2 separate regions of the Homo sapiens genome follow, and region 2 is linked to region 1. Evidence: read pairs that join two places in POLR2A ChIA-PET (ENCODE). Cell type or tissue: A673. All regions are shown on one strand. Each heading gives the region's core, and the rest is flanking DNA. Links, peaks and the distances in the headings are about the cores only.

Region 1 (15,806 bases), core at 3,115-11,114:
GTGCTGGGATTACAGGTGTCAGTCACTGCACCCGAACTTTCTACCATTTTTTACTTAACATGTGCTTCTCTGAGCCTCAGTCATCTTTTCTGCAAAATGGGAATGGTGATAGGAATGCTTTTCTAAAAGGATTACTGTAAGGCTTTAATGAGATCATAAAAGCATTTTGTAAAGTCTAAAACTCTGTACAGATGCTATTATGTTAGTTTTGAAAAATAGAATAAAAAAAGAAAAGAATCACCCTATGATACTACATAATCCTTAAAAATGCCAAAGATAAAGAAAACGAGAAAATATCTAAAGCATTAGTTCTCAATCCTGGCTGCACATTAGAATTGCCTGGGGAAAGTTAAAAATAAAAACCATGTCCTGGCAGCAGCCCACTGCTAATTTTTTTTTCAAGTGTGACTTATTTTTAATGACTATTTCTAATGTGAAGCCAAGTCTGAGAACGAACACAGCCACACTGGAAAAGCTCCGGAGTTTCACTTCCAAAAGCACCAAAACTTATGGGAGGCTCCTTTGTCATAAGTGCATTATATGACTTCTTACATTACGTTTTATTCATATCTCTAGGACATACCATCTCACATGTATCACTAGACAGTGAACAGGAATAATGTCTTACTCAATATTACTTCCCCAATACCTAGCAAATACAGTGCTTGGTGCAAAGGGTAACAATAACAGTTAATACTTATTGAGTGCTTATACTGTATCAGGCATTACGCTTATTGCTTATAGATGTTATTTTCTATAAAATTCACCCTTAATGGCTGGGTGCAGTGGCTCATGCCTGTAATCCCAGCTACTCTACAGGCTGAGGCAGGAGGATCGCTTGAACCCAGGAGGCGGAGGTTGCAGTCAACTGAGATCGCACCACTGCACTCCAGCCTGGGTGACACTGCAAGGCTCTGTCTCAAAAAAATAATAAAATAAAATAAATAAATTCACCCTTAGGAAATTCCCTATGCTGTATTCTTATTTATAGATGAAAAAACTTAGCCTCAGAGAAAGAAAGTAACTTTTCAAAGTTATCACTCTTCTTTTTTTCTTTTTTTTTTTTTGAGACAGTCTCGCTTTGTCCCCCAGGCTGGAGTGCAGTGGCACAATCTCAGCTCACTGCGACCTCCGCCTCCCGAGTTCAAGCGATTCTTCTGCCTCAGCCTCCCAAGCAGCTGGGATTACAGGCGCATATCACCATGCCCAGCTAATTTTTGTATTTTTTGTAGAGATGGGTTTCACCATGTTGGCCAGGCTGGTCTCAAACTCCTGACCTCAAGTGAGCCGCCTGCCTCAGCCTCCCACGGTGCTGGGATTATAGGCATGAGCCACCGTGCCCGGCCAATTACCACTATTGTTCAACCTCAGCTGATTAAAAAAGCTTTAAAATATTTTTGCCCATAATCCTTCTTCAACAAAGTACCTTAAAATGATTTGTCCCCATATAGGACTCAGCATCATACAGGGCTCAGGTTCTTCATTCTAAATGTCAATTCTCAGTTAGACATAAAGCACGACTGAGCTACAGCTGCACCAACCTTGAGGCTTCAGGGAATTTATCTGCTCTTAAATAACTCCTTGTTTAGCAGTTTTTGTTTTGTTGCAATTTGTATTTCTTCCTATGACTGAAATATGGCCCAGAAACAAAAATGCCGTTTATCTAATTGGCATGTTATTTGAGAAATAAGGAGGAATGCAGATGATGTAGAAAGATCAAGTTGCAGCATGTGAAGAACTATGTCCTGCCCAAGTGTCCCAGGATGCTAGAGAAAGCAAACACACCAGAGACAAAGATCTGGCTTTAGGGAACTCCATCTGTCTTTCATCAGTAATGTAAAGGGGGTGTTCTTCACCTTAAATGCTCAAGCTGCTCTTCTGGTGGAGATTAATTCCACCAATAGTCCATCCTTCCCCGCACAACTTAAGTGGCCAAGACTTGCTGACTCCAAGTTTAGAGTCAGCTCAGGTCACCAAAATGTATTTAACTACCCAATCAACTAACTCAAGTAACTCAAATGTATCTTCTTTTTGGACTCTTTCTCATTTTTCCAACACAATCTACAATTCAAAACTATAGTAAAACAAACCCTTTTTTTAAGGAGGAAGGGGGGAAATTTTGACTTACAATCAACACAAAAAAGCAAACGTCCAGTCCCAATGCAAGTTGGTCATCATACAGGAAGAATGATAATCTGAAAGAGTTAAAGTTAAAACTGAAAAGCCATCTAAATATCTAATAAATTATTATATATTCCTGTCATGAAACATTACAAATGGTTGAGGGTTTAAAAAGCATCAAGTTGTACACTTTAAATATACACAATTTTTATATGTCAATGATATCTCAGGCTGTTTAAAAACAAGAGACAGACCTATGGAGCTTTAAACGAAAGTTTTCCATTTATAGTAACTCTAAACCCAAAGCCCAAACCAACCTCTGGATCTTAACCACTGGGGAAAGAGACAGCAGCCAGCATCAAAGAAAAATTAGAGAGAGAAAAAGAATGTATCCCTACAGCTACATCCAGCGGCCTTTTCAGGCCATCCTGGCTTGCCAGGTGGTGGGAGATGAATGCTTAAACCTAGGAAGAGAAAAAAAGAATGGCAGTGGCAGCTTTCTGAGCAAGTAAAAGAAGGTAGAGGAGGAACATACAGACATACGAACTCAGCACAATGACCCTGCCCACAGCACAAGAGCCAATCAATGTTCTTCGCTGAGTGGTGCTCCTCTCCGAAGTGGAAGTAAAGTGACCTATACATCCCAGGAGGCAGAATAAGGTGGGAAAGGCAAGGACTAGAGGAAAAATGAGATAAGGCCTTGAACTACCCCTAAGCCAAAGATCCATATATTTCTTCTATAAACACACACAGATTATATATACACACACAAGAGGCAAAATCCTCTTGATTTTGAATACACTGACATTTTATTATAAGAGACCTAAAATGTTTTTAACTGAACAGCCGATTTTATAAGGAGATCCAAAATATTCTGGAAATAACCTTGCATTGACTCACTATTCTGCTATTGCATTTTTATAACTGCAATATCACTTAGTAGTAACTAAGGGAGATTATTCATAAGCAGATCCAGCAAGTTTCACTATAAATTATGCATTCACATCGCCATAAACCCAGAGTACTCCCAGTAAATTTTAACTGCCTGAGACGCTTGCAAGTCACAGACCTGCTGTGGCACTCTACACAGCCAACCCTATGGATACTTGACAGGCAAGCCAGGCTGACTCTTAGGCCTCCAATCAATCACAGCCTCCGCCCATTCTTTCAATCCTGGACACAAGAATCAGATCTCCTAAAAACCAACACAGACACCTCCAGCTCATCCTGGCTCCAGTCTTCTCCTAGCAAAGTACAATTTAGAACCTTCCCAGCCTAGGCCTGGCCTGGCCCGGCCCAATCTTTACCAATTCTAGTCAGTTCAGGCCTTGGTCATCTGCCTGTCTTATGTGGATGCTAAATGGATGAGTGTGTGAATATACAGACAGCAAACAAAGAGAAGAGTGTGAAATCAAAATACGGCAATTCCCTAGTATCAAAATGTTACTATCATATAGTAACTTCAAAGAATAGATCAAGCTGTTCTCCCTCACTACTAACCAAAGAAATGCAAATTAAAACAATGAAATGCTATTTTCTACTTAACAACTTAAAGATTTCTTTTTTAATTACAACAGTGGGGTACCACACATTCTTAACAATGCTAGTGGTAAAATCCTTCTGTAAATAAGGTAATAATATGATTTAAGAGCCTTTGAAATAGGTAACTACTGAAAGGAATTTCCTCGTTTTATATAGCCTCAAGAAATAATGAAAAGTGAAAGATTTATGTACAAAATACATTCATTACAACCAGAAGCCATCTACATGTCCAAAAATAGGTTACAGTACCTTCATATAATGATCTGAGAAGTCTTTATGACGAAAATTACTCATAAGACAATACAAAATAAAGATCACATGATGAAAATCTGGATATATGGTTTGATATCAATTATGTTATGCACACACAGGGGAGGGGAAGGCAAGTAAGTCAATTTTATTATTTCAACTTGCATATATTTTCCATGTTTTCTACAAAACTTTAGACACTACTCTTACAGAAATAGATGTTATCTAATATCAAATTTTAGCAAAAGAACCCAGACACAAAAGAATATATACTTATTGCAAACCAAAACCACAATGAGATACCACTTCACGCCTACTCAAATGGCTATAATGAAAAAGACAGACGTTAACAAGTGTTGATGAGGATATGGAAAAACTGGAACCCTCACACAGTGCTCGTGGGAATAAAATGGTATAGCAATGTTGGAAAAGTGCCTGACGGCTCCTCAAACAATTAAACACAGTTACCATATGACCCAGCAATTCCATCTCTAAAATATACCCGAGGAACAAAAACATATCTCCACATAAAAATCTGTATGTGAATGTTCACAGCAGCATTATTTATAATAGCCAAAGTAGAAACAACTCAAATGTCCATCAGCAGATGAATAAACAAAATGTGAAATATTCATATAATAGAATATTTTGCAGCTATAAAAAGAAATGTAGTACGATATATACTACAACATGATTAATCTTGAAAATACCATGCTAAGTGAAAGAAGCCAGATGCAAAAGGCCACATATATGATTCCTTTTATCTGAAATACCCAGACTAGATAGAGACACAATGTAGCTTAGTGTTCATGTAGGGCTGGAATATTCCAGGGAAATAGGGAGTGACTGCTAATGAGTATGGGGTTTTTGGGGGGGATAATTAAAAATGTTCTAAAATTGACTGTGATAAATGTTTGCACAACTCCAAGAATATAATCGAACTGTACACTAAATGGATGAATTAAATCGTAGGTTAACTGTATTTCAATAAAGCTGTTTTTAAAACAATATATACTTATTTCACTCATAATAAAGTCCAACAACAGACAAAACTAATCCATGGTGGTAGAAGACAGTCTATGTTTAATCAATGGTGTTAGAAGACGATCTAATGGATGGTGTTAGAAGACAGTCTAACATTCCAGAAAGGGTACCTTCTGGAGTGTTAGAGATGTCCTATTTCTTGATCTGGGTGACAAATTATCACTTTAGGATAATACATCAAGCTGTACACTAACGCCATATATATTTTTCTGTATGTATGGCATACTTCGTTCAAAAAGTTGACATTAGGCTGGGCGCGGCAGCTCACGCCTGTAATCCTCGGACTCTGGGAGGCCGAGGTGGATGGATCACCTGAGGTCAGGAGTTCGAGACCAGCCTGGCCAACATGGTGAAACCCTGTCTCTACTAAAAATACAAAAATCAGCCAGGCGTGTTGGTGCCCGCCTGTAATTCCAGCTACTCATGAGGCTGAAGCAGGAGAATCACTTGAACCTGGGAGGTGGAGGATGCAGTGAGCCGAGATCATGCCACTGCACACCAGCCTGGACAACAGAACAAGGCTGCATCTCAAATAAATAAATAAATAAATAAAATAAAAAATAAGAAAGTTGACATTAAAAAGGAAAAACACTAAAGTTTCTTAATTTAGTCAGATGCTCAGACTCTAACTCAGTTTAGTTAAGTCTTATTTAGAGCCGATTCTATTTATCTAGTTACTTAACTAAAAAGCAGATTAGAAACTGCAAAATAGTCGGGCATGGTGTCTCATGCCTGTAATCCCAACACTTTGGGAGGCCAAGGCAGAAAGATCACTTGTGGCCAAGAGTTTGAGACCAGCCCAGGCAACAAAGAGAGACCTGGTTTCTACCAAAAATTTAAAAATTAGCCAGGCATGGTGGCGCACACCTGTGGTCCCAGCTACCAGAGAGCTGAGGTGAGAAGATTACTTGAGCCTGGGAGATAAAGGCTACAGTGAGCCATGATCACACCACTGCACTCCAGCCTGGGAGACAGAGTGAGATTCTATCTCAAAAAAAAAAAGAAGAAAAGTACAGGAGGAAGTAGGAGGTACAGGATCCCAGAAATAGGATAAAGCAAGAGAAAACTAGCATGAAGATGGTAGGGAGCAATGAAAGGAAATATCATAGCAGAAATAAGAATTCGAACAATATAGCAATCCAGAACCACTCAATAGGGCCTATGTAGTCCCACTAGCCCCAAAAGAAACCTCCACATTACCTAAAAGGAGATCAATCAATGATGTTCATAACAACCCTAAGTCACCAAGGAACAACTGAGTATGTCTAGGATTCTCACCCTGGCAAAGAGTACAAAATAATATGATCAAGCCATCTAATCAAAAGAAAAGGTTAAAATTGTAAGGATCTGATGTTCAAATAAGTAGTTACCTCAGAAGTCACTTACGTAAAAGACTCATTCCCCAAAACGCCAGGCACATGGATTATCACTGTGTTATTCAACGACGATACAATGGCACAGAATGTATCATACTGAGAAGTGAGTGCCCTCTCCGGGACATACTCGTCAGTGAGTCATCCAGCACTAGAACACTGGAGATATAAATAAATACCACCTCTTCTAAAACAGTCTGAAATTCAAGTGGTCATAACCTAGAGCATCATGGCCGGGCATGGTGGCTCATGCCTGTAACCCCAGCATGAGGCTGAGATGGGTGGATCACCGAAGGTCAGGAGTTCAAGACCAGCCTAGCCAACATGGTGAAACCCCATCTCTGCTAAAAATACAAAAATTAGCCAGGTGTGGTGGTGGGTGCCCGTAAGCCCAGCTACTTGGGAGGCTGAGGCAGGAGAATTGCTTGAACCCGGGAGGTGGAGGTTGCAATGAGCTGAGATCATGCCACTGCACTCCAGCCTGGGTGACAGAACGAGACTCTGTCTCACAAAAATAAGAAAATAAAAAAAACCCTAGAGTATCTACGCATCAAAGGCAAGCTATAAAACAATCAGACTTGCAAAGCTAGACCCAGTGAAAGTGTAGAGGTGGAACGTACTTCTCATCAGCACTTAACTATGGTGATATTTTGCAAGATCCTTTCCACACCTCTCTCCTACCAGCATCCCTTTCTTATGTCCCAGACCTGCTGTCACAGGCTGGGTTGGTTGGTGTGTTGGTTGGTTGTTCTTGCTAAAATGTTTTCACCACTCAGGTGTAAAGGAGTCAATGGTTGTTAAACACCACGATCTGTGAGGATGGTATTACTATGTGGCAATGAAAAGGAAAATATGGAAACTGAGGCTCAGTGACCTGCCCAAGATCTCAGCTGCACTAGGAGTCTCACTACATTCAAAACTCATAGGCTCACAGATTTTCAAAAGGAAAAGAGTAGCCTCTGACCCTGGATGCCCTCCACCTCCCTCAGCAATACCCTCTGAAGCTTGACAGAATCCGGGAAGGGGTGGGGGCAGCTACAACAGCTTAACCAGCTGCCTGACATCACAATAGAGCCTGAAGGGTAACTAACCCCTTCCTCCAGCTGGATATAAAATAAAAAGCAGCCAATACTCCTTTCTTTCCCATCTGAAGGGAAATGAAGCTACTCTCCTTTCTTCCTGTCACTATTAAAATTGTGAAATCATTAACTAGTAGATATTTTCCACGAGCTGTTGCTTTTAAAGGAGTTTGTCCTTTTCCTTAGCTACCCTAGTTTATTATAACTTTCATGACACAAAGACTCTAAAATGAGGAAGATTTACCAAGTTGTCACTGTACTGTTATAAAGGAACTCTTATTTTTAGAAGATTAAAGAACTTTCCAACTTAATGTATCTGTGTAATTACTGGGAGCAACTCTGGTCAGGGAATAAGTTCTTACTATTATTCTTCTCCAGCTACAGAGAGCCATAACCTTCAAATAAAGAAAGCGTTGAATTTCCTTCTCTAGAGTTTGGAAACAGCCTTTCTCTGCTCCCATCATTGCTCAAAGTAAAGTAAATAGAGAAGTTAATTCCCTGCTCATTCATTTGCTCATGAATATGCACACAAGGGTCACGACTAGTTACTATGGGGGTTAAAGGGAATCATAGCAGCCATACACAGTGCCTCATGCCTATAATCTCAGCACTTTGGGAGGCCGAGACGTGAGGATCACTTGAGGCCAGGAATTCAAGACCAGCCTAGGCAATATACCAAGAATCTGTCTCTACAAGAAAAAAAAAAAGTTTTAATTAGCTGAGAGTGGTGGCAGGCACCTGTTGTCCCAGCTACCACAGAGGCTGAGGTGGGAGGATTGCTTGAGCCCAAGTTTGAGGCTGCAGTAAGCTGTGATCGCACCACTGAACTCTAACCTGGGTACAGAGCGACCCTGTCTCTTTAAAAAAAAAAAAAAAAAAAAAAGGCTGGGCGTAGTGGCTCACGCCTGTAATCCCAGCACTTTGGGAGGCTGAGGCGGGTGGATCACAAGGTCAGGAGATGGAGACCATCCTGGCTAACATGGTGAAACCTCGTCTCTACTTAAAAAAAAAAAAAAAATTAGCTGGGCATGGTGGCGGGCGCCTATAATCCCAGCTACTTGGGAGGCTGAGGCAGGAGAATGGTGTGAACCCGGGAGGTGGGGCTTGCAGTGAACCAAGATCACACCACCGCACTCCAGCCTGGGCAACAGAGCAAGACTCTGTCTCAAAAAAAAAAAAAAGAAATAAAAAAGGGACTCAGAGAAGTAAAGGTCTACACAGAAATACCTCTGTCTCCAACTATAAAACAGAAATTGTAACACATGCATCTACCTTACAACATTATAAGGAGCAAATAAAATAATCCACTGTGCAGGGCATGTGATAAGCACTCATACGTTAGCGACACGAAGAAAAGCAAGAGGAGAAAATTATCCATAGTGTGCTACCATTTATCTAAATAAGAGAGAACATGAATACACACCCATATATGAATACACACATATATTAATATATACCTATACATACTGCCTTATATTTAAACAATGAAAGAATAAATCATAAAATTTAGGGAGAAAGGCAATAGAGTGGAAGGATCAGAGACAGAGCTAGATTTCTGAATAGATCTTGTTTTGCAGATTTGACTTCAGCCATATATTGTATTTTTTAATATAATTATGATGCAACAAAATCAAATTTAGGATAGGAACCAATCTATCAAAATCAAAAGCAAAAAAAGAAACAAATTGACTAGTGTGGTGGCTCACTCCTGTAATCCCAGCACCTTGGGAGGCCAAGGCAGGATGATTGCTTGAGCCCAGGAGTTCGAGACCAGCCTGGGCAACATAGTGAAACAGTATCTCTACAAAAAATAAAAAACTAGCTGGGCATGGTGGTGAGCACCTGTGGTCCCAGCTACTCCAGGGACTGAGGATCACTTGAGCCTGGGAGGTAGGCTTGCAGTGAGCTATGATCGCATCACTGAACTCCACCCTGGGCGACAGAGCAATATTCTATCTCAAAGAAAAAAAAGAAAACCTCATTTTAAAAAAGATTAAAAAAGAAACAACTGATTTTTTTTTGAGATGGAGTCTCACTCTGTCGTCCAGGCTGGAGTGTAGTGGCACGATCTCAGCTCACTGCAACCTCTGCCGCCTGGGTTCAAGTGATTCTCCTGCCTCAGCCTCCCAAGTAGCTGGGATTACAGGCACCTACCTACCACTGCGCCTGGCTAATTTTTGTAGTTTTTTTTTTTTTTTTTTGTAGAGACGGGGTTTCACCATCTTGGCCAGGCTGGTCTTGAACTCCTGACCTCGTGATCCACCCGCCTCGGCCTCCCAAAGTGCTGGGATTACAGGCGTGAGCCAACGCGCCTGGCCGAAACAACTAATATTAACTATATATCCAGTGATGACAAAACCACATAGAGAACTATTCCAAGTAACTTTAAAACACAGTAATTTGTACCATACGGTCCTAGTAGAATATATGCTATGGACAAAAAAACTACCAAATAAGTCTTAAGCCATTTTCAAATACTAACATTGTTGGTGGCAGTACTGGGATTATTATTCTGAGACTTAGGAGCATACTGTGGGATAAGGCAAATGAGAATTTACGCTGGTGTTACAAGTAGGATTTTCAGCATGGGAGGAACAAGCCACAGATACAAGACCAATGAGGGTCAATAAAACCCCGAAGCCCTGTATTGGAATAATCAATGTGAATTCATGATTTAGCTTTAAAAGAAATCACTCCTTTCTTAGAAACCATGTGCATCCCTCATGCCTCAACTGTGGTCTCTCAGTACCGCTGTACCAAAGGAACCTGATTCCAGTATCTGGAAATGACTAATTCCAGATCTGGTGCAAGAAATGATGAGCCTGGAACATCTTAAGATCCTTGCATTCTCGTTTGACATGCCAGGCTACTAGTACAGTCTCAAAACGACTTGAGAGTCGACTTGTCCCACTGGACAAAAATGGGACAATTTTGAGCATCAATAAGGTTAAAAACTATAACTGACTGAATACATCAAATATGCTTAAACCCATGAGCTCATAAGGTTATAAAAATTCACTAAACACAACTGGAAATCAAGTAATTATTTTGAAAACTGAAAAATAAAGGAGGGGGAAAAATCAAGCTTTTATCTAGCCTTTCTTCTGAAAAATTTACTTCAGGGAAACCAAATAACTGGACAAGAGTCTCTGTAGAAGTGTTCCAGCTAACAAGTAAAAAAGGAATGTTAGAATTATAATTTCACCACTTTCAACCCTTAATAAATTAACGGGTCAGGGAACAACTACCAGTGATTCTTGGCACCACAAGAGATAAAACCAAACAGTGCAGGCTTTCTGATGGAAGTTTATAACACCACGACAGAAAGTTTTGCCAAAAAGAGGAGAAAAAAACCTCAAACTTGAGTCTCTAAACCTCTAGCTCTAACTACCATTTTACAGGAAATACATGGACAGAGGAACATCTTAATTGAAGCTACTGGAATATAATACAAAAAATCAAGACTATGAAGTTTCCGTTGCCAGTCCATGATGAGATTATAGAAATTGAGAGTAAGCATTTAGAAGTATTTACAAATTAAACCATAACTTTATGTCTTCTGAATTTAACAATTTTTTAATGGGGCTGGTCTTACATATGCCTTTTTTATGTCACTTTTCTATTAATTCATTTGTATTGTATTTTACAAACAGCCCACAATAGATTGGAAATTTTAAAAATTAGTCCTAAACCACAAATAATTTGAAGAGCTCTGCTCTACTAGACAAACACGCATTCAACAAATAAACTGCCAGAGGAAAAATAAAATAAATGAGAGAGAGAGGTTGTGAGCGACAACAGATGTATCAATCCATTGAAATTTTGGAAACTTATTTGGATCCTTACATAAAGTGTAGGAAATATATATGCACAGTTGTACACATATATGTGTACATATATATGTGTGTGACAGAAACAATATCAGAGAAATATGAACACTAATTAAGGAATATTAGTTTTCCTTAGGCAGACAATGGCATTATCATTTTTCTAAAGCATCCTTATCTTTTAGAGATATATACTTAAATATTTATGGGTGAAATACATTTGGAAGCTGCTTCAAAAGTTTGGGGAGAATAAAGGCAAAGGTTATACAGATGAAATAAGATTGTCCACAAATTGGTAGTTGTTGAAGCTGGGTGACAGGGAAATGCAGGTTCATCGTACTGCTCTCCCCTCTTAGTTATATATAGTTGAAATGTTCACAAAGAAAGGTTTTCTGAACATTTGGCTATTATTACTATTATTTAAACATAACTAAGTGAGAAGTGTACAAGTACTTTAACATGGTTCCATGTAAAATGTTATCTGCTTTCAAAGGAGGAAGCCATAACGTCCAACTACAGGGGTTAGGGGAACTTTAATGTAAGAGTAATTTCTAAAACTAGTAAAGTGGGGATGTACTCTGGACCCAGGAAGGAGAAAACAGAAAAAGCACTACAAGTGGGAGGGTATAGGGCACAAACAATAGCCAGCAAAGTAGTCAGGGGACTGTGAAATAATAATGCTAACAGATTTCTCTATACCAGGCACCATATTAGGCACTTTACATACATTTCTCACCTATTCCTGATTATCAGTCCTATGAAGAATGCATCACTTGCCTCAGGTCTCAGAATCTGAACCAAAGTCTCTGATGCTACAGCTCTTTCCCTGTGTTCCTCTGCCTTTCCGGGACAGGGGGGAAGATAAGATTTCATCATGAGAAAGCTTAAATACCAAGCTAAGAAATTTACATGGTACTTTCTGTATAAAAAAGCAATGGCAATTTTTGAAAAGGAAAACATGTAATTTCAAGTAAACTTTAATAAGATTCATCTGGCAGCAACCAAAACTATCAATTAGGCCAGGCGTGGTGGCTCACGCCCATAATCCCAGCATTTTGGGAGGCCAAGATGGGAGTATCACTTGAGGCCAGGAGTTCGAGCCCAGCCTGGTCAACAAAGTGACACCCCCCCCCCAACTAATATTTTTTAATATAATAAAATTTTAAAAAAGAAAAACTACCAATTAGAAAGGACAGAGTTTAGCAACAGCGGAGGGGCTAGAAGGCTACTGCAATTGTGTGACTGAGACATAATGAGGGCCGGAACTACAGGAGTTGGAATTATGTGCAAAGACAAATGCTTTCTCTCAAAGCAATCCCCTCTCCCTGCTGAAAGACTCCCCTAGGGAGTCTTCCACCACCAACTCTAGACACACTACAGTTTGTCAGCCCAGAAATTACATGATATCCTAGGTTTCCAGAATGACACGTAAACATAAAATCCTAGGTGTGGTCTGACAGGAACAGCACTATCACCCACCACCCCAGATCAAGATACTTCTTTGAAGGTAGCATAAAAACCTTAAACATTTTTGGCAGATACATCAGCGTAAGTCACGTGCTAGTAACACACCCAGGTCCTTTCACATAGGTGCTATGGGGTAGTTAGTTCATTTTTGGATCCAAATGCAAGATGCAGGATTCTATTCCATTTTAGCTGTTAATTTTAATTAAAGATCTTAACGGACCTGCATTCTCTAACTTGGAGTATACGCTATACCCGTCAAGACATTTAGAAATTCAGCTGGGCGCTGTGGCTCACACTTGTAATCCCAGCACTTTAGAAGGCCAAGGTGTGAGGATCACTCAAGGCCAGTAATTTGAGACCAGTCTGGGCAACATACCCCATCTCACAAAAAAATACAAAAATTATCCAGGCATGGTAGTGTGCACCTGCAGTTCTAGCTATTCGGGAGGATGAGGCAAGAGGATCTCAAGCCCTGCAATTCAAGGCTGCAGTGAGCTATGATCATGCCACTGCACTCCAGGCTGGGCGACAGAGCAAGACTGTCTAAAAATAGTAACAAATTAAAGTTGTATTTTATTTTAGTTTTGTAGACACAGGATCTTGTTATGCTGCCCTGGCGGTCTTGAACTCCTGGGCTCAAGCAATCCTCCACCCTCAGCCTCCCAAAGTGCTGGGATTACTGTCATAAGCCACCATGCCCAGCCAAATTTTTGTAGAAGACATTTACAAATTCAATTAATATACCTAGGTTAGGTCCTCATCCAACTCACAGGCAAAAATGTTGTTGGGGACAGGATCAAACACAGAAACCTGTTGTGTCACTAGAGTACCAAAGGACTGAAATGAGCAAGCAGTAAAATGAGTGTAGCAATGAATGGGAGGGCATTTGATGCTGAAGAACTCTAATGAACCATAAAAGGCACATGGAACCTGCCATCATCAGCTTGCTTTTCTCTCTGGGCTTGTGTACATGAATTCACTTTGTAAATGATATGGCCCTACACAAATAAGCGGCATTTCCATCACTGTGATTATTATTGTTTCTTAAATCTCCTGACAATCAGATGGCTCTCTGCCTTGCTCTTCAAGATCAAAAGAATACCAAGAATTAAAGCCAAAACATATACTGAGCTAGTGATGTGTTTACAAAGAAGGGGTCCTTCCAGTAGAAGCAGATACCAACAAAGGCATTTCCTGACCAGTCCTATGAAATCTTCTAAAGCGTCAACTGTTTATTTGTGGACACACTGTTTGCTACCATCCGAACCCAACAGCTGGAGGGAAGAAGCAACAGATGTTCAGTGACTGGCCAATTGCTCTAGGAACTGCCACAGTCCATGGCTTAAAACAATGATTTCTAAATAGAGAAAGATCACAATCAAACGAAAGACAAGATATCCCGACGTGCTCCACTGCAAAAATGTTGTTTGTTAAACATAAAAGGTCATTTGAGGAACAGCCAATGAACAATTAATTAGCAGAGCAAACAATAATATTTTTGAAGGAAGAAGCAACAGAGGACATAACTTTAAATTACTGAATTTTGAATGATTTATTTTCCCCTACTAAATATAAAAGGTTTTTTTTTTTTTTTGTGGAAACTATGAGGTCATTGTTTTCCAGAGTCTTTACTATAGGAAACAGCTGTGGGGACTACACAAACAGAGAACACTGCCTTATTTAGTAGCCCCTCATTGTGACGAGTGTATAGATGGGGACAGGAAAAATCCATCAAGCCACGCACAAATAGAACAAAAGTAGCAGAGTCAAACTAAAAACTTTAAGTCACACAAAGGAAGACATAAAACAACTAACTCAGGAAAAGCATCTATATGATTACAGCTGTTATCTTGATTTAAGAGATAGTTCCATGTTTAGACTAGATCAGTTCCTTTCTACATGGGTCACCAAAAACTTAAATGATTCACATTGCACAGTACCTGAAAATGGTAACATTCAATAAATATAGCTTTTAATAAAAGTTTTCTTGGGATTCTTAGGTTCAAATACTGTATGACCCAACCAAAACGAAACTTATCCACCCACCTCCAGAATGGCTTTCCATTTTATTTTTCCAATCGTCAAGAGTGCCATCCCCAAACACCGTTTTAAAACCTCTACGTTATTTTCATCTCCTCCTCCTTATCCACTCTTCACACACCCATAAAGCTGCCAAACACTGTCAACACTGCTTCTAACATACATTTTTATAAGCTCAAAAGTCAGAAGAAAGCAGCAAGAGACAAAGAAAAGAAAGTAAGTGAATCCAGCCCAATCCACTATGAAGCATGTGACTGCCCCCCTACAGTATCACCCAAGACTCTGCTTAAGCTTGTGTGATGATAGGAAAAATACTATTATGTGAGGCAACTCATCCTATTTTCAGACAACCTGCTCATAAATCCTGTATACGAGGCCCGCCATTTCCTTTTCTAATTTCTCCTCTCCCCTCTCAAAGCTTAAAGCCCAAGAGTAATCACAGTCCTCAAGTGAGGTCTGACCCAAGCCCACGACAGAACTGGCCCACCACCAGCACATCTACATTTATAACATCAGAGGCTGGGGCTGGCTGCTCTGCAAGCTGTCTTTGGTTGTGCCACGTTCCTCTCAGATTAATCAACACGTTGTGCACCTCCTACAAGCCAGGCACAGAGATTCGATGTTGAATAAGACATAATCACTGCACATGAGGGAGTTGGGGGGAGACGGCAATGGATTTAGGAAACCGAATCATTTTGCCTCTGAGACTGATTTTTATATGTTTTTAAACAGTTCATACAACATGGGGATTATCTGATCCTTGGAAGAATGTATGAAAAAATCCATCCAATCCTGCTACCCTTTGAGGGAACAGGCAGTTCTTTAATAGCTTTCCATTTCTTCCTCAGTTATCGGTCAATTCAGGCTTTCCTACTATAGCATTTTTAGTTGATATTTTGTGGAAAGTTGTTGATTTTATCAGTGACAGGCAGGCATTCAGCAAACGTGGTTACCTGCCCCAAATTAATGCATATATTTAAAATTAAAATTCACACAGATTGGCCAGGCGCAGTGGCTCATGCCTATAATCTCAGCGCTTTGGGAGGAAGAGATGGGCAAATCAC
Region 2 (15,806 bases), core at 3,851-11,850, 54 kb before region 1:
TCTATATGTTTTATTGTTTGCTTGCATAGGTAGTAAGAGCATGCTTTCTGAGTTATATGGAGGCCACGCACAATTGTTTTTACTTGGGGAAAAAAATGGTCATGCTCAAAATGCATCTGCAAAATACTTTGAAAGTTGATCAAAAGGCAGTGTGAGAGTGTTCATTTAAATAAAACCACTGGATTTCTCCCCAAACCATGTAGTAGAGTTTAACAATAATGTACCCTTTATGAAATGAAAGTTAAAGACAGCCTGCACAGTAACAGCTACTTTTTGTGTTCGTTTGTGATAGGTACTGGTTTGTCAGCAAAGTTTGCCTTTCTCAACTACAAATAATACAAAGTTCCACGCACCTCCAGAATACGTGTTTTATTGAAACTGTGCTTATGACTTGCATACTATTTCAAAAATCCAACCCAGAAACACTAGTTAAATCTTTGTATCCAATAATTATAATAACCTACATTGGAAACAATCACTTCGGCTGTTCAGTAATTTGTCCGAATGAAATGTAACGTCTGATGCCCCTCTATGTGAAATAAAGCACGCTTATTTCAAATAAATGAGCTTTGTTCACAGCTCTTCTCTGCTCCATTTTCCCTAAAGGCTGCCACTCTTGGTCCCTTTACATACTGTTGCTATTTTTTTCATGATAGTTATTTTAAGGGAATGACAATGTTCCCCTCAAATCCCACATCCGTCTCATACAAACATAAGATGACCCAATGTTAACGTAAAGTGACTGTGTAATGGATTTTCAACCCCTAAATAGTAGAGACAGCTCAGTCTGAAAAGGTGGATGGAAGAGTAAAATGTCTCTAAAGATGAAGGGCACTTTTGGTTTCCAGAAGGAACAGACTTGCTCAAGAGAACCACAAGCCTTAGCCGATTTGACCGGAATCCACGTGATCTCTTTTCCCAGGAGAACTGTCACTCCATTTAGGACACCATCACATCCCTTGCTTGATGGGCTGTGCTCCCAGGGCTCCTCAGCTACAGCAAATCCCTGAAGCTTTCAGTTTTGCCTCTGTGCTCAAAGAAGGCCCTCCATAAACGTTTGCAGAATGAATGATGAAAACAAGATTGCAAAAGCGTGTCAGGCAGCCTCACAGATAATTACAGTATTTTAGCACACCACAAATACTCCCACATCCGTTCCCACTGGTCCAGCATATTATTACTTACTTTCAGTTCAGCTGCTTTCAGGACGAGAAAATACAAAACGGATGGGAAATGGTCTAAGATGACTGGAGCCTAACGGTTTGAGTTTCCACATTATCTAAGGGATTACCAAGGCAAGATGTAGGGCTGTCTTAAGGAATGATACGGCCTCAGTGCAATGGATGTTTACAAGAAATCAAGAATAAAACTTTAAAAAGCAAACAAACATTACAGATACAACATTACTGTTGGTGATTATTTTGTGCCTACCAGGAGATGACTGCTCTAATCAGGCCCATCTAGATGTCAACGAGAAACCCAGGCCTATCATCCCTAGCAGATAATTTTTAACCCCAAAGCACATACACGCTCATTGTGCTAAATATTGCTGGGAAAATTAAAAAAAAAAAAAAAAAGAAAAGAAAGAAAGAAACCAACACCAAGTCCCCAACCCTACCAATGAACTAAATTGAATCAAGTAACTACTTTCCCACAAGATACTTCCCACCTCAAGGAGCACCTCCAAACTTTCGGGCCAAATAACCTTTCCTGTGGCCTAAAGTTGTACCTAGTAGTTGGAGATAATGAAATTTTCACTGTTTACCAACTATGGAAATAAAATAGCTTCATGATGTCTAGACAATGCCATGATACTTCCTGATTTTTTCTATTAAACCTGAAACAAGGACTAAACTCCATGACATACAGTTTATAGACACTGACATTTTATTCCAGATCCCATGGAAAACCAAAGGGATTTGTAGAAACGTTTTTCCTTTTTTTTTTTAAGTCACTAGACATCGTGGAAAATCCATTCCTAGATAACTCAAGAATAAAAATATTTACCACTGTGAAAATTAAACTAGTTTCTATTAATGCTTGACTACAGCAAAAAAGAAGTGTTATTAAAAACCTTTGTCTAATCAAACTATAATTGTTTCAGAGATTCAGATAGGAGACTTCAAATGAGATCTACCTATTAAACAAAAATGAGAGGTTTGAGTTAGACATTCAATTCCTGATATAGATGATCTCTTATTTGGTGCATCTTTTTCAGGAGATAAAAGCGATACAGAAAAACGAGAGCGGTGGCTACACACTGATGGGGCTGTGATGTGCTGGGCTGAACGCAATGACAGCATCGAAGGCAGCCAGTTGCCGCAGATGTACTGAGCAGATGAGAGTGGTACTGCTTTGAGAACCCACCAAAATCTGAACAGTAAAACCAGGACAGCGAGTGAAGAAGTGAGTACAGGGCTGAGTGCAATGGACAACAGGCTCACAGTCAATGAATCACATGGAGCACTGTGGTAACTTTCACAAGGCTAAATGTCTAAATCTTAAATACTGCCAAGGGTCTAAAATTCCAGCTACCCTCAACAGTAAGTGGTCTCCAGACTTGCAAGTTACCGGCTAATGCGCAAATTAGCAGCAAAATAAAGTTAAGTAACGTACTAAAAACTTTTCCCAAGAGATATTCTTGGGGGGAAAAAAGAAAAAAAAAGTAGTGCAGAATTCACAGCTATGCATGCATATGTGTTGTAGTTAATTCACACACAGCAATACTGAAAAGGGAGGTTATATATGGATCTGTGCACCAAGGGTTCAAGAAGAACTTGAAGAGTCTGACGAAAAACGCTAATATTTAAAAGCACATAAACTTAGCATGCTGTATTTACTGGCAAAGTGACAAATGCTATTCAGAGAGAATCAAGACCTTCACTCTCTTGACATTTAAAAAAAAAAGAAAAGCTAAAAATTGAGCAGGAAAGTATTGCCAGGAGACCTTGAAAAAGCTTGCAAAACTATATACTTTGCTTATCTGTGAGGTTTTTTTTGGTGAGGTTCTCCTTTGTAAGAAATGCAATTTGCACTGACACGGCCAGATGGAACACACTCCAAAACCTGCTTGTGAGTTCTGGGCATGAGATGAAATCTTAAGAACAAAGAAGAAATAATAAATGAGTTACTGAAAGGCAGCCCTAACAGAGACTGACAGACAGGATCTGAAGTGCATATGTAACACTTGATCACACAACGCTTCAACATACCACCATTGGCTTTTGGCAGAAGGCAACTTCTTTCCTCTCCAAGCTACAAGATGAGGGAACATGAGCCCACAGACACAGGGCATCGTGGAGCTTCCCACCTCTAACGGAAAAATGCAACACCTGACAAGGAAAATGATGTCCAGTCTTTCACCCAGTTTAGAATCTAGAAGTTTTTTCCAGGAATCTGTCAAAGGTGTTAACTGCTCTACTACAGTGCAAAATTCCAAGAGCCTTAGCTAGTAATTTCAGAAGGAAAAAAAATTAAACGAGTGACTGGCTTTCTGGCTATCCAATCTGCCACTTCCTAGGACCTATCCCAAGAGTCAAGACAGGTTTTGGTGCACATGTCACCACAGATAGGAAGGTGGTGAAAGGCTTCATTTCTACCTCGAAAATGTCTATCTGTGGCAGTAGGAGAAATGACACAGTCACCCACATGGCACCTTCCTCTTTAATCCATTTACTGGTGTGCAACCATCCTAGACTAGCTGAGTATATACCTGAGAAACATTAGTGTTAAAATATTGCCCTTTACAAAGACTGGTAGATGGGGCGAAAGTGCAGAAAGCAAGAGTTTTTCCCTCGATTTGTTTCGTTGTTAGAGTCACAGTTTTTAGAGCTCCTGGTGCCACCCACAATCCACAGTAAGGACAAGTCCTGCTCAGAAGAAACACGAGTCAGCTCCTTCCTCCTTCTACGCACTAATGGTAGCTTTTCTGGTTCACAGGTTTCAAAACCCTCATATCCAAAGAAAGTCATTAGAGTTCTCTAGAAAGAAATATGTACAATTGCTAAAGGGACCGTCCTGGGTATCGTCTACAATTATTCCAGTTAGCTTGGTGTCAATGTTTTGCCTATGGCTGTTATTTGGTTCAATGGCAGAATAAGGCGACGCTTTGAACAATTTGCAATTGAATTAGACACACACACGCATACACTCACACACACACACACAGTCGGGCACGTGACTCAAAAAAGTACAAAACAAAAGCACAGGAGGCTTTGGTGGGAGGGCAGGGGTTCTAAATAAATAAACATCTTTACAGATAAAACACTTTGATTGCAGAAATATCACTGAGGTTTTTGAGAAGGCCGTGCAGAGGTTTGCATGCTAGAAGATAACTTTTTTGAGGATTTCTCTGCAGACTGCCTGCCACCCGGAGACGAGGGAACTCCAGAGTCTAGTTGGGAAGACTTGGATTTGCGAGCGGACAGCAGGGAATGTTTGGCAGAAGCAGGGTCCTTGGTGACAAGCTGCTCTTTTCCCGTTGTATTTGCATTTGGCTGCTGGGAAGCTGGAGGCTGGTGGCCTCTCTCTGCCTCGTCGTCCCCGGTGTTCTTACAGACAGACTTAACAGAGCTCCCACCAGCCTTTTTAGAGAGCAAGGCTGTCTTGCCAAGATCCGTCGAGCGCCGGGTTTCCTTCTGTCTCAAGGCTGATTTGAAGAAGGACAGCCCCTTGTCCTCAGACTTGCTGTCCCTCTTCAAACCAGACTTGATGCTTGTGCTGGGGGAGCGCAGGCTGGCCATGGAGGAGCTCCGCACGTGCTTCCCGGCCCCCCTGCCCTCCCCTGCTCGGGCCTGGCTCACCCGAGGGGAATTGGGTTTGGAGGTGGAGGTGGCGCTGGCTCTGTCAGAACCCAAGCTTTGTCTGGAGCCCTCTCTACTCAAGCTGTGGTCTGAAGTCCTGCTCTTCCCAGGTGGGAAAGGGCTCCTTGTGGCAGGGCCCGAGGCCTTTTTGGCAGATGTGGAGGAAGCAGTGTAGGTGAGGGCCGAGGCTGACTTCTGCTTCTGTGGCGAAGGAGATGACACGGAGTCCTGAGATTTCGGGGATGACTCCTTTTTGGGTTGGGCAGGGGCAGGGGATGAATGCCGTCCACTGCCCCTGGAAGAAGAATCTGCTTTGCTGCGGGAGCGGGAGGGCTTTAGAGAGACTTTTACAGGAAGAGGAGAAGAAGGGGATGTACTTGAAAGGGATGACTCCTGGCTTGCCAAGGCTGGTCTCCCCTTCCGCAAGCTTTTCTCTGGCTCAGAAGTGCCTTTGGAACTGGGGGATCTCTTAGTTGTGCTCTCTGGTTTCTTTGCGAGTGAGCCTGGGTGGCTGGGGGCTTTCACCTCTTTGACTGGAGAGCTGTCTACGGAGTCGCTCTGATCCACATAAGCGATCTGATTATTGTTATCAAATGGACCAGAGAGCGGGGGCAGGCGGTCCCCTTGTGCTGAATGTTTGCTCTGTGTATCTACGACACTGGAGTTCAATCTGCGGGTGTCCGATTCGTCTTTGAACACGCCTTCCATGACAGCCAGAGGGGCCCGGCCCACAGCCTTGTGCTCACGGCGACTATGACTGTCGCTTGGTTCCTGGTAACTGCTAGAAAGGTTCCGCAAGCTACCAAAGCAAGAGATGGAGACCTTGTCATCTGCTGCCTCCCCAATCTTCTCCAAGGTGGAAGCAGAGCTGTGAATTGGCGAATCCCCTGAAAATCGGGATGGAGAATTGGAGCGCATCTGCAGCTTAGCAGACAGGGACCATGAAGGTCTCATGCAATTTTCATTGACGGCCAAGGGGCTGGTGACAGAAGATCTGGATGACAAACTCTGACGCTGGACACTTCTCACAAATGGTCGAGTTGAAAAGCCTCCTGAACACAGTAAAGAGAATACTGTTAAGTTAAGCCAATGAAGACATTCTAACAACACTGTAAGACACTGAAGGTGAAACGAAGGTAAGCCTCATGGGATGAAAGGAGCATGACCTTCAGAGCCAGCCCATCTGGGATCAAGGAGTCCCTGTGTGGCTTTGACTTTTCTGAGCCCAGTTTCCTTATGTATAAAATAGGGACATTCTAACTCAGGATCATTCTAACACAGCAAACTTCTATTCGCCTCCTTGCCCTACATCAGGGCTCGGTATAACTTTTCCTGTGAAGGCCTAGACAGCAGATGTTAGGCTTTGCAGGCCAAACATTCAACTCTGTCACTGCTGCATGAAAGCAGCCACAGGTGACACGTAAGAAAACGTGTCTGACTGCGTTCCAAAAATGTTTACAAAGAAAGGCAGTGGGCTGTATTTGGCCTATGGGGCTACAGTTTGCTGACCTCTGGTCTAACTCACAGGGCAAGTGTGACGATTAAATACAACCTTACAAGTCCTGTGCCCAACAGAGCACCTGGCATTCCATAGATGCTGTGAGGTATTGACCCAGCTTCATTACCTTCCTGAAGGTGATCTGGGGCTCACAGAAATGAAGTCCTTGACCAAGATTACACAACTCATTAAAGGAAGAGCTAATACCAGAACCCAGAACCCCTTCCCGCACCACTCAATTCCACATGTAAGCTGGCCTGTCATTGTTGACTACAGATGTGGATCAACGCAAAGAGCTAAAAAGACTTGGATATCATATACTCCTAAATCCAGTAACTTAAAACTTCCAAAAAAATATTCATAATCAGAGGCCAGGCGTGGTGGCTCATGCCTGTAATCCCAGCACTTTGGGAGGCTGAGGTGGGCAGATCACGATGTCAGGAGATCGAGACCATTCTGGCTAACATGGTGAAACCCCGTCTCTACTAAAAATACAAAAAAATTAGCCAGGTGTGGTGGCAGGTGCCTGTAGTCCCAGCTGCTGGGGAGGCTGAGGCAGGAGAATGGCGTGAACCTGGTAGGCGGAGCTTGCAGTGAGCCGAGATCGCGCCACTACACTCCAGCCGGGAGACAGAGACAGACTCCGTTTAAAAAAAAAAAAAAATACTCATAATCAGAACCACATACTCCTATTTGGTGTGGCTCAAAACGTCCTAAGAAAATATTCTAAATTAAATTTTCTACACAATGATACTACAGTTGTGATATTTACAAAATTCTGTCTTTATAGAGCCTAAGAAACAGGCTCTATTCTGTGGGCACCACCCAGCACCATTATACAATGATGATGCTTAAAAGGATACTGATTTCACCAACTGCACTGCTTAAAAATAGACTGAGGCAAACCTTATTGAGGCTTATCGTTAAAATGACAGTGAATTCTAAGTTTAAAGGCAGTACTGAAAATAACCTCTGCCTAAACAAGCAAAGGTTCACCAGTCAGTTTTCCATAAGATGTGAGGAGCCGGAAGGAGCTTAGGAATTGCAGTCCAATGTTTTTATTTTACAAATAAAGAGGAAGAGGCAACAAGCCAGAAGAGGTGGCAGAGCTAGAGCTATGGTGCAGCTCTCTTCACCTGGCATTCTTCTTCCAGCCTATTGCAATTTTAACTCAATTTCATTTTCTCAGAATTATCCATCACCACTAGAAGCAGATTACAGTGATCGAAATGCTGGCTGCAGACTGAGACTTGTTGGCAGATTGAGTCACTATGCTCATTATAGAAGCTGCACTCACTCCTTCCAGCTCCCAGTACTGTGGCTGCCCGGTCCTTCCCACACCACCTGGGTCCCTGTCGAAACTAAGGTCTATCCTGCCATTACCCAAGCAGAAAGTGAAAGTTTAAAAAGAAAAAAAAAAAAAAAGAGTTCAATTTTTATCGGACTTTTTACTATCTCTATGCAAAGGCAACAACAGCTTTTGTTTTAGATGCTTCTGTACTAAAAAGAACATTCCACAGCTTCCTCCCTGGGGAGCAGCATGTTGGAAGGTGAGGCTCTCCTGGGGCCAAGAGAGCCAGGGGCCTCCATGCCAAGCCTGGAGCCGACTCCCCACCACGTGGCCTGGGCAAAGCACAATCTCTCTGAGCCTCTTCCAGCTATCCTGCTTTTTAAAACACTTTGGGAAAAAAAAAAAAAAGTATACATTGGTATATAAAGCTCCAGCCTCCACAAGAGACCTTACAAGTGGAAAATAATGAAGTGGAAGGAGAAAGTACTGGGACACAGGAAAAGCAAATGACTCTGTTAATACAAAATGCTTTTTAGGATCATAACTCACAGCTACACAGCTCCACTCCCTGTAGCTCCCTTTGGGTTCTCCTACCATCTCCTTGGGACTTAGCTCCTAGGAAAAACACGAGGGACTCTGCTGTGTCTGTGAGTTACCATTCTGGAAATTTGTCACCAAAACCCACACCCACCATCATCTTCACTCCTTTCTCCAGTCATCTCCACGGACTCAGAGAGCGACGCCAGGGAGGTGCGTCTGGAGGAAGCTGCAGAGGTCACGCTGGCTGGCTTGCTGCCCGGGAGCCGGCTCACCCAGTGTTCACACAGGGAAGAACTTGTGGAGCCTGCAGAGAAGAAAACAGGCATAGAGGTCAGGCTGGGGTCCCTCGGCCAGCCCTGAGCCACACACACCCTCATGAAGGTGTTACGAGCTGAGCTGGGGGGCGTTGATGTCCTCACCCCGAGGTCAGCATCAATTCCCAGACCCTGTGTCATGTCGTGCCTGTCCGAATATCCCCAGTTAAGATGAAAAGATGTAAGGCAGACTTCCTGACGCATGAAATTTGTAGTAATAAAATGCAAGGATAGGGATGAATACTTTATAATGTAAGTCTGAGTCTAAAGAATTGGCAAGAGAATGGAATAGACAAGCACTCATACATTCATTCTACAAATATTTATGAAGCATCTACATGCCAGGCACTGTTCTAAGCAATTGCAGTAATATTTCTTACACAAAGAGAAGAGAGGATGCGGCAGTATACTCTTTTTCTCTCAGCCTGTTTTAAGGAAATTTGTCACCATTTTCATAATATTAATAATACACACACACAGCTATATGTCAATCTGCCCTGTCTGTTCCAGGGACGCCCTTAAATATTTATTAGGGCAAGAGAAATTGCTCTTGAAACAGAGTACATGAAGCAGCATGACTGTCTCAAGTAGACCTCAAGAAGGTGTCATTTCTGAGCACATCTGAGACTGGTGGAAGAGCACTGGAGTTCCCGCTGTGTTAACTGAGTGAGTGGCTGTACACTGGGTGGGCTTGGCCCCCAGCAGGGCGTCATTCTGCTTGAGAGATGCCTTGTTTTCACTGCTTTGAACTCACCCCCTGCAAGCTTCAAGAGAAGCAAGGATTCATAGCCCCTAACCTGATTGCACATCACCACATTCCAATCCTCTGTCACGCTCTCTTGAAGTCAAACTCTGCATTCAGAAACGTGTGTCCACTTGTTTGGATTATGTGTGGCTGCATTCATATTGTGTGTGGGTACTGGTCCCTGCATTTATTAAACACAACAGGCTGGATGTCATCCGGCTAAACCCAAGCCACCTAATATTATCACAGCCATCAATCCTTCTCCTAACAGAATAGTCCAATCTTCTCACTGGAAAAGCAGACTATTTCTAATGGTCCTTTACCCTTTACAAAATGTTTTAACACACATTTATCTAACTGGATGCTTACGATGACCCCATGAGGTAGGCATTATTATTACACCTGTATTATAGATGATTGCTATGTGGCCCAGATGGGACAGGCTCCAGGATAACCCCAGGACAGCGGGTAGTATGCCACGCTGCTTTTCAGCTCACCCATGCATTTATCCACAAGAACACATCATGAGCTTTCTTTGCGCCAGGTCCAACCCACTGTCCCCAGTGAACTCCACTGGGCCACAGGTGCTGTCACATTCCTCCCCAACTTCCTTGACTGCAGTCATTTTAGTTTCCAGATTAAATGGAAACGTAAGGATTCATCTGATCAAACTGACAGAGTCATGAGAGCCTCCAGAGAGGTCCTCTAGACCATTCATTACAATCTTTTGCTCTGGAAAAAACTGCCCAAGAACAAGAGTGGACCTCACCTGCCACCGAGCTGTTGGCTGACCATGACGGGATGGCTGTCCGCCTCTGGTAGAAGAGGATGTATGCTGTCTGCGTGCAGACCTCATCTTCTGACAGCTGCTGCACATCGCTGTCATCGAAGCAGTACCAGAGGCCGTCCACAGAGTTCTTACAGTACGCTGCCAAAGAGAGCCCGCCATCAGCACCAGGGGAGGCTGCACCAGCCACTTCATGCGACCCACAGACACCATCTCTTTGGCTCATCTAATTAACTCAAGAACGTTTTAAGGCTGCGTATAGCAACACAGAAAGAGATTAAAAAAAAATTCTAAATTCTGTATCACACTCGAGCAAAATATCTTGAGAAATTCCAAACCATTCCAAGTAGATGCAGTTCCAGTTCATCTTAGAAAACACATACTTATTTAAACCAATGGGTCTCAACCAGGGAACTGTGTCTGTGGCGGGGGGAGTGGGATTTGGCAATGAATGGAGATGTTTTTGATTGTCACAACTCAAGGGAGAGGTGCTACTGGCATCTAGTGGGTAGAGGCCACGGATGCTGCTAAACATTCTATAATGCACAGGACAGCCCCCTGCAAGACAAAACTGTCCGACCAAAATGGTGCCAGGGTGAAGAAACCCTGAGTTCAGTGTGTTGCAACATTTTAGTGTCTATTAGAAATAGCAAATAATATGAATAGAAATAACAATATAATGATATGATAGCAGATAAATATAATATGTAACACTTATTATGTGCCAAGCATCTCATTTAATCCTCAGATTTGTTCTCTTATTACTCCCAATTTCCAGAGGTTGAAAAAGATTAATCTGCTTGCCCAAGGTCGTGCAGCTGGTGAAAGGCAGGAGCCCAGCTCATTTCAGGCTTATCAAGTCCTTGGCTTGCACTTGAAGCCCTATCCTGCCCTGCTTCCCTCAGGGAGGAGCACAAACCAGGCTCCATGGAAGTTCCCTGGCAGACTGAGAACACATGAGCTCATGAACGCAGGAGGACTTCTTTCAGTCCAAATTCTAAGCCTGAGCTAGAAATAAAGAACATTCAAGTAGCAGCAAAAACAGACGAAAACTTAAGAGTTCACAAACCCAGTCATCCTGCAAGGATATATCAAAGGGTGTTATAAGCTTGATCCAGAAAAGTACATTATGATCACATTTTCTAAAAATATGCATTTATTTGGGGTGAGAATAAACGAGTGCTAGAATATTTAGCTGAATGCTGGAACAGACTCAGGATGGCCCCAGGGATGGGGCAGATAAGGTCCTGAGAGGCACCAGGAGTGACTCCTTCAATGGGCCATAACCATTTCCGCAAGTATGGAGACTTAAGGGATAAAAGAGACGCGGGTGAGAAAGGGCTACACCAGACAAGTCCCCCAAAATGAGAGCAGAATAAGGACCTATGAACGGAGGCAGGGAAGTTATTTGCAGCTGAGAACTTGCCGGAACCAGAAGGGAAAGAACTTAAAATGTAAGCAGCAAATGGAGCTCTAAGGAAACAGCAATTGGCCAGTGGCGTCAGGTCAGGCTTGATGCACACATGACCCAGCTGGGGAGTAGCTGCTCTTCTGGAGTGGTGAGTGGGAGCAGAGCTGTGAGGGACATGCCCAAGAGAAGGAGACAGAACAGCCTTGCCTCCTTTCAGCCTGCTCCTCTTCAGAATGGCCTCTTCTCAGTCACAGTGTGGAAACTGAGACAGCACAGCAAACTCATTAATTACAAAATAATTCTACTTGCTTTTCTTCCTAGAACTACTTTCTGAAGTATTCTCTAGGCCAGTGCTACTAGAATTATGGCTCACGGACTGACACGAGCCCACACGAGAGAAGCACCAAAAAGGAGAAAAGCATTTAAAAAACTTTTATAGCAATCTGATACTGCCGTGATATTTTTATTGTATTCTTACAAATGCACTAGTTGATAAAGGATTGGAAATTTTAAAGTAGAAAAAACCAAGTTCTTCATCACAGATGGTGTGAGAGGCACTGTTCTAGAATCCTTACACAATCGATTATATCATTATACCATCGATTATAGCTAGAAACAGTGCAAAATAAAGATTACATCAAAATAAACATTCCAGGCCGGCCATGGTGGCTTATGCCTACAATCCCAACACTTTGTGAGGCTGAGGCAGAGGACTGCTTGAGATATGGAGTTCGAGACCAGTCTGGACAACATAGTATAGGCCCTGACTCTACAAAAAAATTTAAAAATTAGGCAAGTGTGGTGGCGCACACCTGTAGTCCCAGCTACTTGGGAAGCTGAGGTAGGAGGATCTTGAGCCCGGGAGGCTGGGGCTGCAGTGAGCCACGATCACACACTGCACTCCAGCCTGGGTGACAAAGTGAGACCCTGTCTCAAAACATAAAATAAACATTCCAAATGAAAACTTAAAAATGGGGATGAGGGGTGAGAGAGCATCAGGAAGAATAGCTTAATGCATGCTGGGCTTAATACCTAGGTGATGGGATGATCTGTGCGGCAAACCATCATGGCACATGTTTACCTAAGTAACCAACCTGCACATCCTGAACACGTACACCTGAACTTAAAAGTTGATGTTAAAAAAAAAAAAAAAAGAAAAAACTTAAAAACAGAGTATCTTTCATTCAACAATGCGAAGAATATTTAAAATGTTCTCTAAACTAAGACTCTAAACATCTCATATACTAGAAAAGTGGTGGTAGGGTCTCAGCATGAGAAAGGGGAAATAATACAGAAAACATCTGAGCACATCCTGGGTAATGGGTTCCTTGAGGTCAGCATGACCTCTTCCTGGCTCACTAACATGGTAGCCAAATTAGTGAACAGCTACCTGCCCCAGGACACAGAGCTAGAAAGATGTGTCTGGCTTCTAACCCAAGCTCCTTCCACCAAACTGTACTGCCTCTAAGGTAGTTGGAGGTTTCCAGGCATTTTCCAAGATCTATTCTATATATAAAGAGCAACACGATGCTAAAGTCTAGCCCTGTCTTATTCTTCCCAACAATTTCTTCCCAGAAACTATGTAACAAGCCAGTCCATATTTTCTTGAGAAATAGTGTTATAAATGGAAAACACATTCTTTACCAAAGCTGAGCTGGTGAACGCCAATCAAGGATGCTGGCAAAGGTGTTACAACACCGGGTGAGTTGTGAAGTTAAATGACCTCCACATCCCTTTCCATTCTACCAGTCCACAAGTATAGAATTCCATCACTCAGTACCAAAGAACACAGACATGACTGGTAATGCCACAAAAGCAAAAATCCAACAAGACACAATATTTGTATACATGGCCCCCATAAAATAGAAACCTAAAATATGTAAGATACCAAATATACTATTATCATCATTGAAATATGGTTTAAACCAAAGTACAAGGCAAAATATATCTAAACATTTAATTCACATTAACTTTTGTCTTCTATGAAGTGAGAGCATCTTTCAAACTTCTCTAGCTTCTTTCTCTCCTTGAAAGCGCTTCCTACAGCAGGCAGAGGCAATCCAAGCCATTCCATCACAAGATGCGCTCAAAGTTGGGATCATTCCTCTCACAAACAATTGCTGCCTGCAGCATTTAAATATTTAAAGAACTTCAGGCAGTAAAATGAGTTTGAAAAAAAGAAAAATATCTATTTAAAGAACTTGAACTAAAAGGGTTTCAAGAATAAAAGATTATTGTGTCCAGTAATCTTCCCCAACCCCGGCCCTCCTGGAAGGGAACAGAGCAGACTGAAACAGTGAGTATGAAAGGTAGCAAGGCCAACGGACTCCTCTGCCTTGGCTGATGGGGAGGGAGGTTCACGGCTAAATACTAGAGAAAAGAGTCCCAGAGATTTAATAGTACCCAGGATTGGCCAGACCCCACCCCTCCTCCATCTCTCCCTACCTTTATAAATCAATGGTCAGCACTAGCACTCGGGGTCTTGTTGCAGAAACCACTGAATTAATAAAGAAAGTCCCTGAGAAGTATACATATATAACACACTGAGTGTGAAGGATGCAGAAATCCAAATCCTAGACACTCACACGGATAATCAAATTAATCACATCAACCCTCACATCAACGAATAAAGCCCTGAAATCTGCCTGGCTCCCAAAAGGCTCAAGCAGGCCCTTAGCCCAATGATTCCATTTCCAAGACTCAATCTCAAGGAAATACAGAATTAAAATTCAAAAAAAGTGAAAGAGCATAAAGATATTCAACAATGTTACACGAAAAGTTAAAAACCAGAAACAATATAGATGTTCAGCAATGGGGAAGGGTTAGATAACATTAGAGATCTATCAACAGAACATTCTGTGGTCATTAAAAAGTATTTATAGGCCGGGCGCAGTGGCTCATGCCTGTAATCCCAGCACTTTGGGAGGCCAAGGAGGGCAGATCACCAGGTCAGGAGATCGAGACCATCCTGGCCAACATGGTGAAACCCCGTCTCTATTAAAAATACAAAAATTAGCTGGGTGTGGTGGTGTGTGCCTGTAGTCCCAGCTACTCGGGAGGCTGAGGCAGGAGAATTGCTTGAACCCGGGAGGCGGAGGTTACAGTGAGCCTAGATCACGCCACCACACTCCAGCCTGGTGAGAGAGCGAGACTCCGTCGCAAAAAAAAAAAAAAAAAAAAAGTATTTATAAAAAATTAAGTGTCCACATCAAGCTACTTCTGTTACAATACTAGGCGTGAAGATGAGGATGCAGAAGGCATGCGCCACTCACCCCTCACTGTGCTGCTGTGCTTCTGAATTTGTGACCTGTCTATCCACCCCACTCTAGCCCATGAGGTGAGGCGGCAGGCTCCTTTCCCCGACAGCTGACCCTCCCCCTCCAGCACGCTCTGGCCACTCTCTCCTCTGGCTCTGATCTCTGCCCACTGCTCACACCTCCACCACAGAACCCATGATGTGGGACTCCTTTTTAAACCATATCTGTACCCACATCTCCCTCTACTTGATTACACTCTCAGAAGACAGAGGCTGGGGACCTACTGATCTCTGCTGTGATAGAGCCCAGGGCAAGCAGGATGTGAGGGGCTCAATAAATGTTCACTTGAACAACAACAACAAAATGCCAGTAAAATCCCAACAGTGGAAAATAATGGCAAAAACTTAAGAGAAAAACACGTCAAGTATATACTACATACCAAAATATTACCTACATACAGTGGAACATTACTCAGCCCTAAAGAGGCAGGAAATTCTGATACCTGCCACAACATGGATGAACCTTACAGACATTATGCTACATGAAATAACCAGTCACAAAAGAACAAATATTGAATGATTCCATTTAAAAGAGGTACCAAGAGTAGTCAAATTCACAGAGACAGAAAGTATGGTGCTTGTCATGGCTGAAGGGAGAGAAAATGGGAATTAGTGTTTATTAGGTACAGAGTTTAAGTCTGGGAAGATTAAAAAACTTGTAGAGATGGATAGTGATAATGGTTGCACAACAATGTGAGTGTACTTAATGTCACTGAACTGTACACTTAAAAATGGTTAAAATGGTACATTTTCTTATGTATATTTTATCGCAATTAAAAAAAATGTTACCAGTGGTTATCTCAGTGATAAGCCCATGGATGATGGTATTCTTTCCACCTCTAGACTCTAAATTTCATGATGAACATAGTTGCTTTTATAAATGACAAGGTCAATTTAACCTTAAAACAAAAAGAAAAACCCTTCTAAGTCACTTTAAAGACACTATAAAAGTGTCATGCACTTGTATCCCAGCTACTCTGGAGAATAAGGCAGGAGACTTGCTTGAGCCCAGAAGTTCAAGGCTGTAGTGTGTGATAATCACATCTGTGAATAGCTACTGTACTCCAGCCTGGGCAACACAGCAACAGCTCATCTTTAATTA

What was found. Peaks named below come from ENCODE experiments on the same cell type or tissue, not always from the same donor. Only the 100,000 strongest peaks of a DNase experiment are listed, where the experiment ranks them.
Region 2: POLR2A ChIA-PET joins it to region 1 with 5 read pairs; 2 of 35 experiments call an interaction of 5 or more read pairs at or near these places.

The regions. Positions count from the first base shown.
Region 1 is chr16:23,118,052-23,133,857 of GRCh38, forward strand. The region is part of intron 1 of USP31 (ubiquitin specific peptidase 31); the gene reads right to left. Among named protein-coding and RNA genes, the nearest start is that of USP31, 23 kb to the right of the region's middle. In A673, for the core only: no CTCF peak of the experiment used is centred there; DNase peaks (open chromatin) are centred at 3,170 and 6,420; H3K27ac peaks cover 2,359 bases.
Region 2 is chr16:23,063,763-23,079,568 of GRCh38, forward strand. It overlaps USP31 (ubiquitin specific peptidase 31), which reads right to left. Exons shown (of 16, transcript NM_020718.4): 14 at 9,960-10,118; 15 at 8,283-8,435; 16 at 1-5,854. The coding sequence ends at 4,284. Among named protein-coding and RNA genes, the nearest start is that of USP31, 78 kb to the right of the region's middle. RefSeq lists an enhancer at 4,208-4,709. In A673, for the core only: no CTCF peak of the experiment used is centred there; no DNase peak of the experiment used is centred there.